2 separate regions of the Homo sapiens genome follow, and region 2 is linked to region 1. The links are chromatin loops, found by intact Hi-C in ENCODE. Cell type or tissue: Caco-2. All regions are shown on one strand. Links, peaks and the distances in the headings refer to the core of each region. The heading gives the core; the rest is flanking DNA.

Region 1 (8,444 bases), core at 310-8,309:
AACTAGAATGGCTATATTCAAAAAGATAGACCATACCAGGTATTGGCCAGGATATAGAGATCAGGAAGCTTCCTACTTTATGATGTGAACATGAAATGGTACAACTACCTTGGAAAACAATTAGGCAGTTTCTTATAAAGTTAAACATAAATTTGCTATATGCTCCAGGAATTCCACTATGAGGTGTCTATCCAAGAAAAAATTAAAACATATATCCAGACAAAGATTTGTGCATAAATGTTCTTAACAGTATTATTTATAATATCCATAAATTTGAAACAATGTAGTGTCAATCAGCTGACAAATGGATAGATAAGATGTAGTATACCTGTACAATGGAATACCATTTAGCAATAAGAAAGAATAATACATTCTTTGTATCATGTACACAGAATTTTATGTAAAGAATGATACATAACAACCACTGATACATGTTACGACGTAACTATGTTGGGTCTTTTTATTCGTCACTGACATTTGGTTCTTAACCAATCTTCAAACATTACATTAAGTGAGAGAAGCTAAACACAATAGATCACATATTGTATAATTTCATTTTTGTGAAATATTGAGAAAAATCAAACTCTATAGAAACAGAAAAAAATTAGTGATTGCCCAGGACAAGGTGTGGGAGATGAAGTTGGGGATTAGCAGTAAAAGAATATGAAAGATATTATCAGGGTGATGGAAGTGTTCTAAAACTTATTTATGATAATGGTTATACAAGTTGGTAAAGTTGGTAAAAAAATCACTAGATTGTATGCTTTAAATAGATGAATTATATGATGTCTATAGTATCCTTCAATAAAGTTATATTAATAAATACTCTGGTCCAGTTCTGCATGTGAGAAGCTTGGAAGTTGCCTCTCTGTCCTCATATCAAGTAAAAAAGCAAAAAGACTGAAAAATCAGCAACTTTTTTAGTATCCATAAAAGAGTTGAGGACACAGGGCAAACTGCAGCCCCCAGGATTGGAGAGATAGATGGACAATGAAGGGAGTCATGGCTTACCATAGCAGCCACTCAGGAAACCACGGCAGGAATCAGTGCTAGGGTAGGAAAACCTGAACTGTAATTGATGAGTTGCTGGAAGCTCAATGTGGACAACTCTGAGATCTAAAAACTCCAGGGGGGTACAATCTGCTCTAGCTTTCCCTGCAGGAGAAGGAAATAACCAACTCCACCTTGCAAGGGGGAATTAAAAATCAAGAAACATTTGTGAAGCTCAAAGTCCAGTGGCACATGTCCAGTGAAAGACCAAATCACAAAACTGTAGAATGATGCTTGCCTCCCCCAACACCTCACTGCCACATTTCTAAAGGCCTATTTCAAGTGATTTTGTTTACCTGGTACATCATGTCTGGCTACAAGGAAAAAATTACAAGGCCTACCAAAGGCAAAAAATACAGTTGGTAGAGACAGAGCAGGCATCAGAACCAGACATGGTGTTATGTAGGAATGTTGGAATTTCTTTAAAATAAATTTTCAAATTGGAAAGTAAGTGACCTTCAACATCATTTTTAAAATTGTTTTGGCTATTTTGGGCTTTTCTATTCACTTATAATTGATGTTTACTTCTTAAACAAGCAATTGCCTTCAAAGCTTCATTTACCTGTTATTTTTTTAAGTTATGCAAGTGCTTTGTTGTTCACATAACAACAAAGAGGAGAAAACACAAACTTTGTTTCTGAGCCACTATGATAGATTGGTAACTATGGGGATATGACAATGTACATAAAGTACTATATATGAACATGACAAATTTGATTTTGTAGAAAGTATATATATTTAGCACCATGTCATTGAGATAACAGTATAGAAATATTTTTGGCAAACACATGAATAAGAAATGTTAAGGCAGAAATATCTCCATTCAGTTATTTCATCATTAATGTCTGATCTTTCTCATAACAGAAAGATGTTTTCCATATATTGTTGATAATAACATTACAAAATAATCATCTACTCAAGAAATTGTTGTCATAAGTACCAGTTAATCCATCAAAACAAGTTAAAATAGCTGTGCAAACTGTTTGTTATGGTTGCTAAAAAGATACAGCAGTATCTCCTGGTAAACATGTTTCTTTTATGTTTGGTACATTTTCTAGGAAATAGGTATGCTAAAGAAACAAGAAAAATATGATAAAAATCAGCATGTGTTTTTTCATTTGATAGATAATATTGAATGTTTATCACTTTCTTATGAATATATTATCCAATAAATCTTTAATGGCTTTTCTATCTGTGAGTAAAACAAAATGAATATCGCAATCTCAGCAGCCCAGAAATGTACAGCTACTAAGAAAAAGATAGCAATTTTGGGGATCAAATCTAGCCTGATGATTCTTAGGTAGAGGTGACTATTTAAAAAAAACTATGGACCACATTTATATACAACCCTATCAGTATCCTGTACTATCTCCCATAAACCCAAAGCATCCTCAAAGTTGTAAGAAATTTTCTGGCAATTTTTCACATAGAAAAGAAATTCCTCACATAACCCTGCACTAGCATTTCCTATGCTGCAATGTATTACTTATTATGAGGGAGGATAGGAGATTTCCTTCTATACAGAGTTTCAAGGAAGATCATGAAATAGACCTTGTGGGTAAAACTTGTCATTTGATGGTCCCTGAAATAGAAACTTTAAAATAATGCCAAATCACTCTTTTGCTAGATTCTGTTGGCTTCCCTATTATTCCCCGCTCATGTGTGAGCTAGTTGTGGCAAGTCTCTTCCCTGCTTTGAGTCATTGCAGACATCAAGCATCACCGTCAATCATTCACATGAAAAATACTTACAGCAGGGAGTACAGTTTGTGCACACTTTAAAAATATGTTTTTAAGGTTTTATCCAGGATCCATTACTACTCACTTTATAGACATACATGAAGTCAAGCTGCCTGAGCTCTTTCACAGAACCTATACAGGGTTTTCTACAATATAAAGGGTCAGCTAATTTACAGAAGAACTTACATAAAGTCTTCCACAATATATGGATCAGCTAAGTTATAGAAGAAGCAATATAAAGTCTTCTACACTGTAAGGGTCAGCTAATGTATAGAAGAAATACCTCAACCTTACATGTCATAAAACCATCTGACAAAAGCCATCTGTTACTTACACAATGTCCTTCCCCTCCTCATTCTCTCAGGTATGCTTTTTACATTTAGTGACCCCCCCCCAAAAAAGTCAATTAATACTAATCAAGTTAACTGTCAAACCCTTTAACTTCCCAAGCAAAGCATTTCTAAATTCATAATGCCCCAAATACTAAACATATTCTGCTAATATTAGAGCTATTTGAAGCAAGTTTTTTTCTTCAGTATTAAATCAACCAGAAGAAACAATGTCAACCAAAACAACTTCACTGTAGCTGAATTCTCTCAGTCTCTAGCTCATAGCCACATGAATGGGGCGGTACATAAGCTCATTCTGGCAACTCCAGTAAGTGTTGTAAACCAGCGCTTCTCAAATTTTAGTACACATATGAATCACCTGGTATTTTGTTAAAATGTAGATTCTGATTCAGTAAGTCTAAGGTGGAGTCTGAAGTTCAGTAAGTCTAGGGTGGGGTCAGCAAGTCTCAGCATCACAACTCCCAAGTGATACTGAGGCTGCTAGCTGGTGGGCCACCGTGAGTAGCATAGTTGAGGTCTTGAATAAGGAAAGCATACTTGTAAGTATGGAAATATTCAGACAAAAAATGCTTCCATTCTTTTAACATTTGTCTACAAGTAGTTTCGGAATTCGAATATCATCAAAGGGTGGAACTTTAGAAAAAAAGATAGGAAGAGTTTATAAGACTAAACATTATTATTCCCCAGTGCAGAGCTTTGAAACTACAAGCTCGTTCATTCCTTTGTTTCCTTATTCATTCATGCACAAGGCATATATGGACTGCCTACTCTATGGTAGGCACTGTGTTAAATTCCAGAGTACAGTGTTGAATAGACAAAATTTTGGGGTTTAGGAAACTCATAATCTCATCCAAACAAATAATCAATTGTGAGATAAAGGGACCTATTTATGATTGCACACCAAGAAAAGTAAAAACACAGAGGAAAAAATACTTCATTCAGCAAGGTGGGGCGATAAGGCAGGTAGCTCAAGGAAGAGTTCACAGTAAAAATTGATGGTGCTTTTTTGATAACTTAATTTGTGCTAGGTACTTTTCTAAGCACTTTAACGCTCACAATGATTCTTTCAAGGTAGGTGCTCTTGTTTTTCCAATTTTTAGAGCTGAGGAAACAAAGGTGGAGAGAAATTATATAATTTACAGAGTAAATAAGTTACTAATGATAACCAATAAGCCACAGAATTTCCTCTTCTGTCTTCACTAATACCGTTTTACTAATATGTCCCACAAAGTGGACATTACTGGTAATCACTAAGATTTCTGGTTCTCCTTCCCTTCGGGGCACATTCCTCTTTGAATATATGCATGGACACATGCCAATGAAATGTAGTCAAATGCAACACATGTCACTACCAGGCAGAAGCATTTAATAGCCCAGTGCACAATTTTCCATGCTCTCTTTACCAGTCCCCATGGCCATGGGCTTTACCTGCTCCAATGGGAACCTGCTCCCATTGTTGATGTGGAGTTCCTGCAAGATCAAAAGATCTTGCAATGCTAGGCCTCTACAAAAAGGACAGCCTCCTCAGATCATCTCTCAGACTCATGCAGGATATTCCAAATACAAGAAATTTACTTCTGTCTTGTTAAGTCACAGATTTTAATTGTATTTGTTACTGTAGCCTAATTTAATCTATATTGATAAAGCATTACTATAGAGGCAATCTGTTAGTTACCTTGCAGAATAAATGTAAGTCACCAGAGGAGGGCAGTGTGTGCTGGGGAGGAAGCTCATGGTGGGCATAAGAGACATTCAGAAGTGTTAAATAGAATGGTACGTTTAGGAAACTTCAGGTCGTCAGGCTTTACTAGAGAATATGATTCTGAAGAAGACATGAAAGAGGAAAGAGAAACAATGTGAGTCTCAGGCCCCTCTGGAGTGAAGGAAAGAAATGGAGAAGGAGTTAAAGTCCAGGCATATCACTCAGGGCTGCATATGGAGGAAGATAATTATCAGATTGAACTCAAAGTTAAATCAAAGAAGTAAGCTTCTGCCTAGGAAATCGGAAATCAGAAAAAGCACTATGCTAGAAAGAGGAGTCAGCCACAAATAAGGAGGTAGAACAGAGGGAAAGAGGAAAGAAGTAAACAGACTAGGAATTTAAAAACCTAGAATAGAGCTAGAGAAGATGGGAGGCATAGGGATGGGAGGGTGGGTTCACACCAGAAAAAAGCTGAGAAGAAATATATGTATCTATTTGTAGGATATGTCTGTTCTCGCCCACATATCTCACACATGCTGCTCTGTGGTTTGCCTTTCCCATATGCCTTCACCTGGATGATGCCTGCTAACTAGGCTCAAAGATGTGGCCTCTGAGAAGTCTTCACCTCCCCACATTCCCATTACCTTCACCCCTGGGCCCACCTGGTATTCTTTCCACATCTTCACAAAGTTCCCTCACTTTCATCACTAAACTTATCCAAGGGCATTTTAGTTGTCTGTTCATTTGTCTGTCTCCCCAGTTATGACAAACTTCTTTAGGAGGGTGATTTTATTTAATTTGTTTCTCTAATTCCAAGACCAAGGTCAGAGTTTGGTCTGTAGTAGTCCCTTAATAATTGGTGGTGACTGTGGAAAATCCAGGGAGAGAGTTTCCCATGAATGTTTAATATATTATTTAGGAACTGAGAACAAGATCTGAAATAAAGATAAAAATTTGGTCATCCTCAGTGAATATGCTTATTCAACAACTACTTACACATGCTTATTATACTAAGTGGTGGATATTCTGGTGAGCAAAGAAAACACAGTGTCTGTTTTGTGGTGCTTGGATACTCATAGAAGAGAATAAGTTAATTTAAAAATATGCACATGTAAATATAAACAGCTTTTCTCAAGATCTCCAAGGATCTCCACATTACTAAATGCAATGTTCAATTCTTAGTCCCTGTCTTACCTGACTTGTCATCAGCATTTGACACAGTTGATCACTCCTTATTCCTTGAAGGAAGACCTTATATTCTCCTGGTTTTCCTTTTGTCCTGCTCTATCTCTTAGATGGTTCCTCATTACCTACCAAACTCTAAAAGTGGGTGTGCCCAAGATTTTCTTCTTTCCTTCCACATTCACTCCGTAGTGATCTCATCCAGACTCACGGCTTTAAATGCCATCTATATGCTATGATACCAAATTATATTTCCAGGCAAAACCTTTTCTTTGAACTCTAGATCCATACATACCAACTGCCTACGCAACCACTCTATTTGACTAATAAACATCTCAGACAAAACATGTCCAAAAGTGAGTTCCCGTTATTTCCCTCATGACCAGATTTTTCTAGTCTTCTTCTCAGGTAGTTGTAACTCTATTCTTACAGTTTCTCAGAACAAAAAGCTAAATCTCATCCTAACTTCCTTCTTTTGCTCACATCCTACATCTTGTCCATTAGCAAATACTGTCTTCAAAGTATGTTCCTAACTTTACTACTTCTTACTATTCCCACTGCCACCACCCTGATCTAAGCCAGCATCATCTCTTATCTGAGTTCTCTCATTGGCCTCCTAATTGATCTCTCTGTTTTTGCACTCACTGTCTTTTCTCCACACAGCAACCAGAGTGATCCTGTTATGTCATATTGTGTTACTCTTCAAAACTTCACACTTGCTTCTTATTTCACTCAAACTAAAGGTCAAAATCCTTCCAATTATTCATAACTCTCCATATGATTTAGATGAAATATGGTCTCCCTTAGAATGCATCCTATGATTTTAGTATTTAAAGTACTTTTCTAAAATTTATCTCACCTTTAAAAAAGAAGCCAATAAACATAGAACTATTGAACAAAGTTCCAGTATCTCTTCTTTTTACTTATATTTTGTGAATGTCAGTATCAGAGCAGTTAAGTGGAAATGGACCTATTTTATTTTCAATTCCTTGAGAAATCATAGTTCAGTGTTTTTTGAAGGACATTGTAAGTTCATTTATAAAGACTCCCAGAATCTGTTCTTTATTTAGGCAACATCAGACTTGCAAGGTAATAAGCTGGAACAGAGATTTAGAGAGAGAGAAAAAGCCTACTTCAGTTGATAGAGTTCAAAAAGCATTACTTAAGTCAATCTCAGCAATTTTTTATGTTATTAATTTCCTCTTATTCTGTTTCACTACCATATCGCAGAGTTCTTCACTGCTAACCTACAAGTATTTACTACTTACCTCATACTAAACAAAAAGCATTTTCTACTCTGATCTTAGAGTGAGTTTATATGTCTGAGTATGTGTATATGTATTAGAGAAAGAGAGAAGTATGGAAAGAGAGAAAATTAATCCAGAGGAAAACAAGGTAGTAGGTTAGACTAGGTCTTTGTACAGGAAGAATAACCACCAAAAAGCCCACCGGGAAGCCAAAATAGAGTTAAAACAGAGGTATTAAGGCATTTCTCTTCCCCATTTTATTCACCAAAACCTGGATAAAATAACAAATATTAAAAGCAGAGAGAAAAACAATTTTTAGTGATACTAGGAAACAACACAGCCTAACCCAGAATCTATTGAAAACACCTACCAAATTTAAGACCAAGTCAAGAAAAGATTTTGAGAGGAGCATATTTCTATGCAAATTTCAAACACCCTAAGGAGCTCCCCAAAAGTAAGTACCATGAGGAAGTAAACCAATGACCCTTGCATGGAGCTAAGAATATGAGAAGACCAGATGCATTCCTGTGCCTAATTCAACAGCCCTGAGCGACAGAAGAGGACAGCTGAACAAGGAGCGAGAGAGACATACCACCTTTGCCGGAAGCAGATGCCGTAGAATGGAGGGGAAAACGAAGATGGCAATCAGGAATGTAGCTGCTGAGGGAGAGCAAATGTCAACTCATGAGGAAAAAGACCTGGGGCATTCAGGCTTCTCTGAGTTCTAGGAATTCCTGACTGATGCAACCAATTATCTCCATATATCCAGCAGAGCCTCTGCCCTTGGTCTGAGCTACTGCAAGAATTTCTCTACAAGAGTTACAAAGAACTTCTCTTCTTAAAGCTGCTTTATGTAGCTCAAAGGCAAATTTGGCACAGGCCACAGTACAACTTACTAGTGCACCAGTGGCCAAGCAGAGATAGCAGCAAAGAATGTTTTTCCCACCATCGCCGGAGACCAATGGAGTTGGCTATCCCTACTCTTTGTATTTATCTGTGCTCAACTGCACATGCCCCACCTACTGAACTTGAAAGGGAAGTGTGATATCAGGTTATATATGGAAAGAGTCAAAATTAGTAAAATGTGTTATTGCCTGTCAACCTTTAGATTTAACTGTATGTTAACTCTGCTCACCGTACATGCATAAGTAGCACATTTCAAAGTGGAGGCTGG
Region 2 (8,444 bases), core at 81-8,080, 300 kb after region 1:
CATAAAGGTGGGGCCTAATCCAATAGAACCCATGTTCTTATAAAAAGAGAAACCAGAGATCCTTCTCTCTCCTGTCATGCACAGAGGAAAGGCCACGTGAAAACACAGCAAGAAGACAGCTATCTGCAATTTAGGAAGAGAGCACTCACCAGAAACTAACGCTACTGGCATCTTGATCTTGGACTTCCAGCCTCCAGAACTGTTAGAAGATAAATTTCTGCTGTTTAAGCCACCCAGTCTATGGTATTTTGTTATGGCAGCCCAAGCTGACTGAGACAATTACTCTCTAGATTATTTTTCATAAAGAATCTGTCACAGCAATTCCAACTGATAGAGGGCCCATGTTGGAATCCTTATTACACAGAATTCAAATAGATATATATATAATCCCTACATTTTAATCGTATTTAATAAATACTAGAACTAAAACCCTTATTTCTAGCAACAATGATTTATTAATAACTTGTTTCCCATTTACATCTAGTTAGATAAGAGCAAGAATTAATGTGTAGTAGGCCTCATAGGCTGCATAGGCCACTGTCTATGCATAGTCATGAATCCATTTGCCTCTTAAAACATAATCCTGGCTGGGCACAGTGGCTCACACCTGTAATCCCAACATTTTGGGAGGCTGAGGCAGGCGGATCACCTGAGGCCAGAATTTCCAAGGCCAGCCTGGCCAAGTTCAAGACCAGCCTGTTGAAACCCTGTCTCTACTAAAAATACAAAAATTAGCCAGGCATTGTGGTGCACGCCTGTAATCTCAGCTACTTGGGAGGCTGAGGCAGGAGAATTTCCTGAACCCAGGAGGCGGAGATTGCAGTGAACTGAGATCATGCCACTTCATTCCAGCCTGGGCAACAGAGCGGGTCTCTGTCTCAAAAATAAATAAATAAATAAAAAACATGATGTCGGAAGTTCCAATCTCTTAGTTTCTAAATATTATGGAGTTTGGGGTTTGTTTCGGTGGGGAAGATCAAACAGGGCAGACTAAAGTCACCTAATTGAAAGTACAGGCCACTTATGGCCAGGGTTGGTTTTTTAAGGGGTGTTGTGTTTTAAACTTTTTTTTCAATTAGAATGTTTATTTAAGATCTTTTCTCTTTTTTGCCATAAGCATTTCTTGCTGTAAATGTCCCTTTTAGGACTGCTTTTGGTGCAAAAAAGAGCCTGCATTGCCAAGTCAATCCTAAGCCAAAACAACAAAGCTGGAGGCATCATGCTACCTGACTTCAAACTATACTACAAGGCTACAGTAACCAAAACAGCATGGTACTGGTACCAAAACAGAGATATAGACCAATGAAACAGAACAGAGTCCTCAGAAATAATGCCACATATCTACAATTATCTGATCTTTGACAAACCTGACAAAAACAAGAAATGGAGAAAGGATTCCCTATTTAATAAATGGTGCTGGGAAAACTGGCTAGCCATATGGAGAAAGTTGAAACTGGATCCCTTCCTTACACCTTATACAAAAATTAATTCAAGATGGATTAAAGACTTAAATGTTTTAAACTTTTTAATTTTGAAATCATTATACAGTCACACGAAGTTGCAAAGATAATACAGAGAAATCCTCTGTACTCTTCACTCAGTTATACCTCAATGTTACCTCTTACATAACTATAGCATAATATCACAATCAGGAAATTGATATTGATACAACATATGTATAATTCCATGCCACTTTACCACACATGGAGTCATGCAACAGTCGCAATCAAGGTACAGAACTATTCTATCACCACAAGAATTACCCTCATTCTACCCCTTTATTAAAAGTTCTACTCATCCCTCTGCCTCTCCCATCTATACCTAGCCCTTGGCAACCACTAATCTGTTCTTCATCTCTAAAATTTCCTCATATTGAGAATGTCGTACAAATGGAATCACATAGTATGTGACTTTTGAGATTAGTTTTCTTCACTTGGCATAAAAATGCCCTTGAAATCCATCCAAGTTGTGTCCATCAATAGTTTCTTTCTTTTTATTGCTAAGTAATATTCCACAGTAAGAATGTACCACAGTTTGTTTAGCCATTCAGCATACTGATGACCATAGTTTGTTTAGCCATTCACCTACTGATGACAATTTTGATTGTTTTTGGTTGTTGGCTATTGCAGATAAAGCTGCTTTGGACATTTGTGTATATGTATTTGTGTGAACATAAGTTTTCATTTCTCTGGAATAAATACCTAGTAGTTCAACAGTTTGATCATATGATAGCTGCATGTTTAATTTTTAAGAAACTTCCAAACAATTCTCCAGAGTGGTTAAACCATTTTGCATTTCCACTTGCAATGTATGAGAAATCAGTTTGTCTGCATCTTTGCCAGCATTAATGTTGTCACCATTTTTTATTTTAGTGGTTCTCTAATAAATGTGTTATAATATCTCATGGTCTTAATTTGCATTTCCCTATTAGCTAGAAATGTTAAACAACTTTCCATTTGTTTGCCATATGTAAATCCTCTTCATTGAAATGTGTCTTGAAATCTTTTGCCCATTTTTAATTGGATTGATTTCTTTACTGTTGATTTTAATTTTTTATTGTGGTAAAATATAACCTAAAATTTACCATTCTTAAGTGTACAGTTCGGTGGCATTAAGTACACACTGTTGTGCAATCATCACCACTATCCATTTACAGAACTTTTCATTCTTTGAAAGAGAAACTCTGTACCTATTAAACAATAACTCCCCATTTATTTTCTCCCTAGCCCCTAGAAACCTCTAATTTGACTATTCCAAGCACCTCATATGAAGTGGATATTTATCCACATGTGAGAGCTGTCTCTGATTTTCCAAATTCTTACAAGGTAAAAACCTTGGCAGTCATCAAATCTTATAGTCTTGGGTGCCACCATCTTGTTTACATTAATTACCAACCTGAGTGGGTAGGGAGGAGTCCCCTGATAGTTTCTACTTTGACCTTCTTCTCTTTGCATAGTAGCCCATCCCAGCCATATTAATTTCCAGAAATGGGACCAGCCCATGTTTTCTTTTTAGATTCATCTCAGAGTTAATTTTAAGGGTTCCTCAGGTGACCCATGTACTTTCCACTGGTCTTTTTCCCACCCTTCCAGGGTCTCTTTTACCAGTCCCTTGACAAGTATAGTGAGTCCACCCCCATTCAGCTGTACATATGGCCATCTCAGGGGTCAGCAGCACTTGACAGGGACCTTCTCAGCTTGGGTGGAGCTTGTCTTCTTTCCAAGTCTTAATCAGCACCTAGTCGCCAGGCTGGAAGTGGCAAACTGCAAACTCAAGAGGAGGAGTTTGAGTCAGAAGTCCTTTTAACCTAAGGGATGACAGGGTGGAGGATAATGACTGTATATAATTTCTTAAGAACTGATCCTTGGTTTCCATAGTAGGAAGATCTGTAGCTCTGCCCAAATACAGGAGCCCATATAATAACTCATAGGGGGACAATCCCAAGTCTTTTCTTGGGACTTCCTAAGGAGTGCTATTGGGAGACATTTTGTCCAAGGCATTTTAGTTTATTAGTTTGGTGAAATGCTTTTTGAGAGTTTCAGTCATTCCTTCTACCTTTCCAGAGGAAGGGGGATGCCAAGGGGTGTAATAATCCCATCTAATTTGTAAACCTTCCATAATTCCCCTTAACACCCGGGAGGTAAATTGGCTGCCATTGTCTGAATCAACGTTTTTCACCAGGCCAAATCTAGGTACAGTCTGTTATAATATTATTTTGACTACATTCCTGGCAGTGGCTGTTGGAAGGGGAAAGGCTTCCACCCAGCTGGAAAGGTAACCTATAATCACCAGTAAATACTTCAGTCTTCCTACTTTGGGTATTTATGTGAAATCTACTTGAATGCTCTGAAATGGTCTTAGTCCAGGAGGTCTTCCTCCCATGAACTGTTTTCTAATCACCTCTTTGTTTATCCTTTGACAAGTTACACAACTTCCACATACTTGTTTAGCGAGGGTATAAATCCCTATCTATCCATAATTCTTAAATATTGCATCACACGGACTCTGGGGTCCCCAGTGACTCCCTTTGGGGAGTAATACAGACATCAGTTCTCTCATCAGGGGTTTACTTATCATTTCTCTCCCATCAGAAAGTACCCATTTCCCATCTTCAGTTTGAGTGACCCCTATCCTGCCTAATTCTTCCTTCTTCTCTCTGGTAAACTGAGGCCTTAATACCACCTTAGGGATGTCTGGTATCAGGCTAAATAGTCTAATTTCTTCCTCCAGGGAGGCTTGCCTAGCAGCTTCATCCACAAACCTGTTTCCTACAGCTTCTATAGTGTTCCCGTTCTGATGATCATTTACATGAACTATGGCTACCTCTGCTGGAAGCAGGAGACTTTCTAAAACCTGTTTGACCAGTTCCCCGTGTACCAATTCTTTTCCCTTGCTATTTATTAGGCCCCGCTCTGTCCAGATTTTTCCAAAAGTGTGTACCACCCCATAGGCACATTTAGAATCAGTATATATATTTCCTTCCTGGCCTTCAAGGAGCTTTAGGGCCTGGTCAAGAGCATGTAATTCACATTTTTGGGCCGACCAGCCATTAGGTAATCTACCTTTCTCACATAATGAGTGTTTATTTCCATCAAAGACAGCATAACCATTAAGTCCCTTGCCATCTATCACTCCGGATGACCCATCCACAAACAGTCTAATCCATCACGTAGTGGAGCTTCCCTAAGGTCTGGTCTAACTTTGGCTTGGTATTCTATGGTATCTAAGCAGTTATGATCTGATGTCTCTTTGTTCTGGTCTCCTTTCCATAGGACACTGGCTGGATTCAGGCAAGTATCTGGTGTTACAACCAAATAATCTTTTTCTAGTAATATGGCTTCATATTTTAGAATCTGAGAATCCACTAACCATCTCCCAGCTTTCTGATTTAATATATTCCTGACCTGGTGTGGGGTGTTTACTATTAGGGCCCCACCAAACATTAGCTTTCGACTCTCCTCTACCAGCAGGGCTGTCGCAGCTACTGCTTGCACACATTCAGATCACCCCTGAGAGACAGGATCGAGAAGCTTGGAGACAAAAGCAACAGGTTGCCTCTTCCCTCCCCAGGTTTGAGTGAGCACCCCAAGGGCCATGCCCCGGTCTACTGTTACAAACAGATAGAATGGTTTCTCTAAAGATGGGAGGGCCAGGACCAGGACTGTAATGAGGGCCTGCTTTAGCTCTTTCACTGCCTTAATTTCATCTAGGGACCATTACAAGGGATTGGGCTCCTCTTCTAGTAACTTGAGATACAGAATTTTGTCTTTTAAGCATATGAGTCAATCCATAACCTACTGTAGCCAGTTAAACCTAAAAATTTTTGGAGTTTTCTCTTTGTCTTAGGCAAAGGCAAACCCACTATTCCCAATATTCTGAGTTTATTATCCACTTCCCTTCACCAATCAGGTGTCCTAAATATTTAACTTCTTTTTCTACAAACTGCAATTTGTTCTTAGAGACTCGCAATCCCCTTTCTCAAAGAAAATAAGGCAAGATTATGGTGGTTTCTGATCACTCGGCCTTCCTTTTGCCAGATATTAAAAGTTCATCTACATATTGTAACAACTGGGTTCCCCTGGAAGGTTGGAATTCCTCCAGGACTAAGATTTGACCAAATAAGTTTGGGGCTTCTGTGAAACCCTGTAGCAGTACAGTCCAGTGGTACTGTTGTTTTCTCCCAGTTATAGAATTTTCTCATTTCTTTTTTGCCTATGAACATCCAGTTACTCCAGCACCATTTGTTGAAAACACCATCCTTCCTTCACTGAATGGCTTTTGAATCTCTGTCAAAAATCAGTTTGGTGTATTTGTGTGGGTCTAGGTTATTGTTGCCCATTTCACTGATCTATGTGTCTCTCTGCCATTACCATACTGTCTTAATTACCCTGGCATACAATGAGTATTATTTTTGGGTAGTGATATGGTTTGGCTCTGTCCCTACCCAAATCTTATCTTGAATTGCAATGCCCATAATCCCCACGTGTTGAAGGAAGAAACAGGTGGATATAATTGAATCATGGGGGCAGGTTCCCCCTTCCTGTTCTCGTGATATAAGTTCTCACGAGATCTGATGATTTTATAACAGGGTTCCCCCTTAGCTCAGCTCTCGTTCTTCTCCTTCCTGCTGCCATGTGAAAGGATATGTTTGCTTCCCCTTCCACCATGATTTTAAGTTTCCTGAGGCCTCCCCAGCCATGCTGAACTGTGTTTATAAACCTTTCCTTTATAAATTACCCAGTCTCAGATACGTCTTTATTAGCAGCATAAGAACAAACACAGGTAAAATGATCCCTCTCACTTAATTCCTCCTTTTCAGAATTGTTGAAGCTACTCTGATTTGTTTTTCCAAATACATTTTAGAATAATCTTGCCTGTATATGAAGAAGAAAAAAAAAACCTGCCTGGAGTTTTAATAGGAATTGTATTAAACCTGCATATCGATTTAGAGATCATTAACATCTACACTATGGTGAGTCCTCCAATCCATGTATATGGTCATTTATTTAGATCTTCGATTTCTTTCATCAGTGTTTTGTTGTTTTCAGCATGAGTCCTGTACATCCACTGTCAGATTTACACCTACATAGTTTTTATTTTGAGCAATTATCAATGGTATATTTTTAATTTTGGTTTCCATGTGTTCATTGCTAGTACATAAAAGTACAACTGATTTTTGTCTATTATCTTATATTCTGAAACCCTGCTGAGTTTGTTTTTTAGTTCTAGAAATTACTGTGTAGACTCCTTACGACTTTTTCTAAACCATGTTTTTCATTTCATTTTTTAAAAGTTCATTCATTCAAAAAATAGTTAGATTGAACTGGGCATGGTGGCTCACGTAATCCCAGCACCTTGGGATGCTGAGATGGGAGGATCATTTGTGTCAGGAGTTCAAGACCAGCCTGGCCAACATGGTGAAACCCCATCTCTACTAAAAATACAAAAATTAGCCAGGTGTGGTGGTGGGTGCCTATAATCCCAGCTACTCAGGAGGCTGAGGAAGAAGAATTGCTTGAACCCAGGAAGTGGAGATTGCAGTGAGCTGAGACTGCAGTGAGCTGAGATCACACCACTGCACTCCAGCCTGGGCAACAGAGTGAGAGACTTCATCTCACAGACAAAAAAAATTGATAGATTGTTTACCCTAGTGTTCTAACTGCTAGATATAGAAGTAACTAATAAAATTAAGGGGTTCTTTTTGACCTCATGAAGCTTAGATTCTAGAGAACAGAAAAAGGCTGTAAACATATAATAAATGAGAACAGTAGGAAAAGACACAAGAGCAACTTGATGGAGGGCCTTAAAGTCAACAGTAGCCATTTGAATTTTAAGAGGAGAAGCACTGGAAGATTTAAAATAGGGTAGTGAGGCTGCTCTGCCTATGAAGTAGCCAATGGTATATTTTTAATTTTTAATTGTCTTTTATTCCTTTACTTTCTTAATAAACTTGCTTTCACTTTGCACTGTGAAAAAAATTAAATGAAATAGTGTCGTAAGATTAGCTTGATGTCCATTTTAAGTCATTAAAACAAAAACCATATCAAAGTGGTTGGTGTGTTTCTTTACAGTCTTTTTTTCTTTACAACTTAAAAAACATATGAATATAAATTTCATAAAGTCAGGGATTATTTGTAATTACTTCATATGATGGTTTATTTATCACAGTCCTCTCTAATCTATACAATCAGTTTGCTTTTGATTCTATTAGGTGATATAAATTTCCTAAGAGAAAACTAACCTCACAATAATGTTATTGCAGTTGGCCAACTCTAACCACTGCTTTTGGAACTGCCTTTTCTCTTTGCTTATCACAAACATAAACACATACACACACTTTTCATCTAATAGTATGATGGAAATAATAGAGACTCTAGAGTCAGACTTGATTATTTTTTTTAACCTCCTTTGGCTTCAATACCTTATCTATAAAATGTAGCTATTAACATCTATTTCCAAAACCCCGTTTTGAGAACTAAGGATAAAGTGTAATATATTGAGTTCCAGGCACACAGAGGTTGCTAAATAAACAATCACTCCTTATCCTGTGCTTTTTCTCTTTCATCCCCATCACTCAGCTTCCATTCTCAGATCTAACATATTTGTAAAACCATGTAGTTGGCAATTGAGGCCTTAGACTAAATCTTTATATGAAATTTTAAAGCCCATTACAATAGCACCCACTAATCCAATGATTAGTGGCATGATTCACTGCAAAAAAATCTTCCACAGACTTCTGAAAATATTTTAAAATGTTAAAAAGGAACATGGTATTATTATAGAACTTTTAGTTATGCTATAAAATAAATTTAAAGTTGGCCACTTTCAATTGAAATCTTATAAAAGAGCATATTACATACATTTTTTAACCAGTGGCAAAAGAAGGAAATAAGCGTTGAATATCTTGGTATAAAAACCTAGTATTTCATTTCATGCATCTATCA

What was found. A loop is a pair of places that touch in the nucleus more often than their neighbours do. Peaks named below come from ENCODE experiments on the same cell type or tissue, not always from the same donor. Only the 100,000 strongest peaks of a DNase experiment are listed, where the experiment ranks them.
Region 2: it touches region 1 in a loop (23-fold over the local background); 2 of 110 quality-filtered maps call a loop at or near these places.

What each region holds. Positions count from the first base shown.
Region 1 is chr4:142,878,788-142,887,231 of GRCh38, forward strand. The region is part of intron 3 of USP38-DT (USP38 divergent transcript); the gene reads right to left. Among named protein-coding and RNA genes, the nearest start is that of INPP4B, 37 kb to the left of the region's middle. In Caco-2, for the core only: a CTCF peak has its summit at 4,841 (motif pointing right); no DNase peak of the experiment used is centred there.
Region 2 is chr4:143,174,790-143,183,233 of GRCh38, forward strand. All of the region lies in intron 1 of USP38-DT (USP38 divergent transcript), which reads right to left. Among named protein-coding and RNA genes, the nearest start is that of USP38-DT, 5.8 kb to the right of the region's middle. In Caco-2, for the core only: no CTCF peak of the experiment used is centred there; a DNase peak (open chromatin) is centred at 4,352.